Linked DNA regions of Homo sapiens: region 1 is linked to region 2. The links are chromatin contacts, found by Hi-C in ENCODE. All regions are on one chromosome and are shown on one strand. The core of a region is the stretch at or near the end of the contact, and the rest is flanking DNA. Distances in the headings are between cores, read along the strand shown.

Evidence for each region. A loop is a pair of places that touch in the nucleus more often than their neighbours do. Pooled maps may share reads with other maps.
Region 1: a map of PC-9 shows a loop between it and region 2 (7-fold over the local background). The contact joins the enhancer-like site here to the promoter of KCNS3 in region 2. A Hi-C loop is called at or near these places in 2 of 168 maps with a recorded cell type or tissue (PC-9 and gastrocnemius medialis) and 6 of 50 pooled maps.

The regions. Positions count from the first base shown.
Region 1 is chr2:18,047,115-18,049,814 of GRCh38, forward strand. No RefSeq gene overlaps it. Among named protein-coding and RNA genes, the nearest start is that of KCNS3, 170 kb to the left of the region's middle. RefSeq lists an enhancer at 331-1,530. Within about 2 kb of position 1,382, at least 4 of the 41 ENCODE cell types and tissues checked have a DNase peak (open chromatin) inside an H3K27ac peak, as active enhancers do; they include PC-9 and gastrocnemius medialis, where a contact is called at or near this core.
Region 2 is chr2:17,877,391-17,880,090 of GRCh38, forward strand. It overlaps KCNS3 (potassium voltage-gated channel modifier subfamily S member 3), which reads left to right and starts at 1,277. Exons shown (of 3, transcript NM_002252.5): 1 at 1,277-1,416. RefSeq lists silencers at 888-1,047, 1,058-1,257, 1,348-1,397.

The DNA.
Region 1 (2,700 bases), core at 132-2,631, 170 kb after region 2:
GAAATTCTATCAAATGCAAGCCCACTCAGAGCTTGTTTCCTTCTTTATCCTAAATAATTTCAAAGTGCTTCAAGCAGTTTTATAAAAGCAAAAAGCAAGCAGCTGATTTCATTTGGCGACACAGAGGGCTAAATTAGGTCATATTATGTTAGGTCATTCCCAGGGCTAATTAACTGATTGTCCTCATGGTGGCCCAAGGAGTCAGCTGTGCTTGCAGCTGTGCCTAACATAGACCTACTCTGTTAACGCATTCTGGTTTTGCTTTCTGAGGTTTCAGTTACCCATGGTCAATGGCAGTCTGAAAATTTTAAGTGGAAAATTCCAGAAATAAACGATTCATAAGTTTTAAATTGTCTGCCATTGTGAATAGCATGATGAAATCTCATGTAATCCTGCTCTGTCTTGCCGGGGACATGAATCCTCTCTTTGTCCAGTGTCTCCATGCTCTCTACCCTCCCCACCTGTCACTTTGTAGCCCTCTAGGTTGTCAGATCAGCTGTCACAGTATGGCAATGCTTGTGTTCAAGTTACCTTTATTTTATTTAATAATGGCCCAAGGTGCAAAAGCAGTGATGCTGGCAATTTGAATATGCCAAAGAGAAGCCATAAAGTGCTTTCTTTAAGTGAAAGGTGAAAGTTCTCAACTTAATAAAGAAACAAAATCATATGCTGAGGTTGTGAAGAACTGCAGTGAGAACAAATCTATTTGAGAAATTGTGAAGATGGAAAAAGAAATTTGTACATAGTATATATAGGATCTCATACTCTATGTGGTTTCAGATATCCACCGGGGGTCTTGACACATATCCCCCATGAATAAGGGGGGACTACTGTACTCACAGTCTAATGATTTGTTCACAGGGGATTTACATCATTTGATCATCTCAAAAGCCTTGTGTGACAGGTGAGATTATGAACTGTTTCATAACGGAGGAAACTATGGCTCAAGATTAAGTCATGTGCCTCAGGGCACATTCCAGCCACTCCCTGCCCCCAGACTGCCAGGCCTCTCTGAGACTATTAAATCCTCCCTTGGCACTCCACCAACCTATCTCTCTGTGAACTGAGCATTCGATGCTGCTAACATGCCCTCCTCAAAACATTCCACCCCTGTGACTTTCATGACACTGTACCACCCCCTCTGTGCAGTTCAAGGGGGACACTGGATAAGATGATTTTCTCAAAAAGTCCTCAGAACGTCTTCACCTTCTCTGGCTTCATTATCTTGGTGTAGGACGCTACCACCGCCACCACCGCCTTCCCGTTCTCTTCTTCCTCATCCAACATTTCTGGAAACTGGACCAGTGCTCCTTCCAAGTCCTTCTGTATCCGGGCTTATCACTGTAATGGATTAGTCAGGGTGAATAGGGGTTTGGTGCTGGGGTTCTCAACACCGAAAGTAATTCTGGCTACACTGGAATGCATTTTTTTATTAGTCAGTACACAAATGTATACATAGTCCATTTGTTTCCCAAATTAAAATATTTCACAGTGTTTAGAAACAGAAAGTGAACATCAGAATTCTGTGAGGGTATATTTATGGAAGGATGGATTTTTGCAAGAAACATTTGATATGCTGTACTATATTACCTGCTTTAGCTGCCATAACCAAGAACCACAGACTGGGTGGCTTAACAAACAGAAATGTATTTCCTTATAGTTCTGGAGGCTTGAAATCCAAGCTCACGGTGCTGGTGAGTTGGCTTCTCCTGGGCCACTCTCCTTGGCTTTGGATGTCCCCAGCCTTCCCCTGTGTCTTCATATGCTCTTCCCTCTGTGTGTGTCTGTGTCCTAGCCTCCTCTTCTGATGAGGGCACGAGAACCCAACCTGATGTTTTCATTTTAACTTAATTACCTTCTTAAAGACCTTAAACAACTCTGCTTTTTACCTGCAGTTTTGGGGTGGCCCAGACGATGGGGTATGCAGGTATGTTTTAAAGACCTTATCTCCACATAGTCACATTCTGAAGTATTGGGGGTTAGGATTTTAATAAGTGGAATTTGGGGGACACAGTTCAGCTCACAACATATATAGTGTATCTTTTCCAGATAAAAGCAAACACTGTAAAAATATAAATATAGATTAAAAGATACAAGCACAATATTTTTCTGGATTTGCTCTTCTGGGTACTATAGATTGCTTAGCATAACAATCATTTTTATACATTTTTCTTTCAAAAGTTATTATTCTCAAACAGCGGGGAAGGGGTGGAACCTGGAAAAGGTGTTGATTAGGTGGGATGATGGGTCTCACCTGACACATGAAGCCAGGGCTGATGGGCTGATGTGGTGGGTGCTGTATCCAATGGCCTCCTAGAAGAACAGGTGTGCCTGCTGCAGCAGCCTGGCCTCAGGTGGGGCTCTTCTCAGTGTCCCACTGGTTCTGGGCCCTGGGCACATGGGCCTGCAGAGATTAAATGGGGACTGCTGGAGCTCACGTTTCCCGTTGGCTGGGTCCTGTGCTTGGCTGTAGGAGACTCAGGCAGGAATCCACTTGATCCTGACCCTCGGGGCTCACAATACAATGGTAGAGACTTATCTGTCTGAGAAGATAAGAAGTGAGAAGTGAGAAATGAGTTCAAGACCATGCTGTGGGAGCTCGATGAAGGTAGGAGCCAGTTTTACTAGAGGCTGACCCCCTTGCCTGCTCTGACACACAAGCTAGGAAAGCTATGAAAGTTCAGAGGTCACTCCCTCTGA
Region 2 (2,700 bases), core at 27-2,526:
ACCTCCTCTTTGAAGCCCACAAGATACGGTGAGGATTACTGCCTTTTTCTGATTTCCAACGTGGGTTTTTCATTAAGCAAAGAACAATTAGAAAACCCACACATAACATAGGGTATTCAGTAAGTTCAGGAAAGTGTTTTCCACCATCTCTTTGCCCCCATTCCCTCCCCAGCGCTTGGCTCAAGGTCTGGAGCTTGAATCTGCATCGTCTTCCTAGGTGCTTGCCTGAGGTGAGTGGTCAGCGGGTGCTGGCTTGGGGGCAGCTGGCAGGGCGTATGCTGCGGGTAGGAACCCAGGGAACACTGGGCGCCTTAGCTTGGAGCAGCTGGCTCCGAGGAATTGTTCCACGTCTGCACAACTTAAAAATCTGCAGTTTGGGGGCGGGAGGGGGAGCGCGGGGGTGGGTCCCGAAGCGTCCCATTTCTCCTCCTGGCTGTTAACTGAGCGCTCTCGCTCAGTGCAGCGAGGCCAGCGATGCCTTCTGGACCACACGCTGTCCTCGCCGAGGTCCTGGTTTGTTCCTCAACGTCGGCTGAAGGCATCGTCCCCTGACTTCCTCTTCCATTCGTCCTTCCGAAAGGGGACCCGACTGGTTCCTCTTCTACATATGAGGCGCATCTGCTTGGTGCAAATGTCCAAGCACCTCTTCTGACTCGGTGAGTGGAGGAATAAGACAAAGCATCTTGTTCTGCACTGTGCCTGAGTCTTCAGGCAGCGGGACCGATGGCAAACATTGGCAGGAACTGGAGCTATATGTACTCTCCTTCGCACTTTGTTTTAAAACAAGTTTGGGCCTCGCGATTTCCTGAGGAAATCCAGGCAAATTAGCAAAGTGTCGCTTGGGCCGCGACTTTAGAAAGGCGGTTGCCCCAGCCGCCGGGGCCGCGGGGGAGGTCATCTTTTTCCCGCAGGGCCACGGCGCTTCCGGCCCAGGAGGGCGCGCAGGTGGGAGGCGCGGGGCGCGCTCCTGGTCCCACCCGGACAGCGCCTGCCGCTCCGGGGTGACTCTGCACTTGGGCCTGGGCGGGGGCGCGCGGCCGGCAGGGCAGCATCTAGGTCTATGGGTCTGTCCGCCTGTCTGGCGGTCGGAGCCCCGCAGTCCTCAGCCGCCCGCGCCCTCGGCCCGGGGCGCCCGGCTGCGGGCCCGAAGCGAGGGGCTGGCGGAGCTGCGACCAATGGGGCGGCGGCCGAGCGGCGGGCCCCGCCCCGTCCCGTCCGGCCCCGCCCCGCCCGCAGCTCCCGGGAGCCTCGCTCTAGCGGGGCGGGACCGACGGACAGACCGGCCGACGCGGGCCACCCCGCTCTCCTCGCCGCCGCGGCGGCAGGCGCGGGGCCGCGCCGCGAGGCCTGATCCCTGCAGCGCGGGCAGGCGGCGTCGCAGAGCGGAGCTAGCTGGATGCGTCCGGACTCCTGCAGGTACCTGGCTGGCGTCCCCACCTCCCTGCGCGCTCCGGAGACTTCTCCGGGCGACCCTGCAACTTTACCGCGCCTTCCCCCACCTTTTGCTGCCCCAGTCTCCTGTGGTCCAGGTCGCGGGTGCACGACCCCGAGGGTCTACGGCCGCAGAGCACTTTCCGTCCTTCTGGGCGTCTGGCCCGCGGCGCCCGCATCCTCTGGTCCCCAGAGCCCGCCGTCGCTGGAGCCCTAAGGCTCCGCCTGTTGCGTGAACTGCGGGCTGTTGAAGCGGTGGCTGGGTTGATTTGAAAGCCTCGGGGAAGGTATTTAGGATCAGCTTTCGGGGAGTGGGGTGGGCTATGGTCAGGGGGAGGACCACCTGGAGGCGGGAGAATCGATGAGCCGAAGAAAGGCGGCACCTCGCGTAGGGGCATCCCCGGGGCGTTTCCTTGGCCGGGAAGCCGTTCCTTCCCTTCCTCGAGAGGAGGCGCTTTCCTGGCGCTTGTAAATGCTTCCCGGGCCGTCTGCTCCGCCTTCTTTGTCATTCCTCCCCTCCCCTTTGCCCTGCAGCTGTGCTAGGCGCCCCGCGACAGTTGCAGGGAAGAGCGAACCCAGGGCCCTTGCTCTCGTGCAGCGCTGCGCCCTGGGTGGGGACGGCGTGAGGCTTGCAGCGCAGGTGTGGAGTCACTTGCGGACTCTGCGTTTGGATCAGTGGCAGTGGTGGGGAAGGGTCACCCCGGGGTCAGGAACTCCTCTTTTTTTTTTCGCGCCTTTCTGGGTGGCTGCCCGACCTCCTGAGGCACCTTGGCTAGCAAGCGAGCCAGTCTTGCCGGCAGGGGCCGCGGCGAGCCTGGCTGGGCGCCTTTCGCATTGCAGGGCTTGTCCTGCACCCCCAACCCCGCTCTGTCCCTTCTCGTTCATTTGGAGAAAGGAGCACCTTTTGCATTCTTGATGTCTCCCCCCGGTTTTGTCTGGGGAGACCGAGCCGAAAGCTTCACTCGGGTGGCCCGCAGCAGGGGCAGAGGACAGCAAAGAGCTACCTCCACCTGCCAAAATGACCCAGGGGCCCTGGTTTGGTGCCAAGGCGTGAAGTGGGGGGAGGGGCGGTAGGTGTTCCTTACGTTCCTGCCGGAGAGTAGCTTTGTGGTTGGCCCGGAGCCTTCGTTCGGGTTTTTTGTCTTTCACCCTACCCTCTGAAAATACTGGAGCAGATGAGTACAAACAGTTCAGAAGCCTTTCCTGTTTCTTTCCCTGTATTTACTCAAGCGATTTGCGTAACCATTCACTTGGAACTGTGTAAGTCAC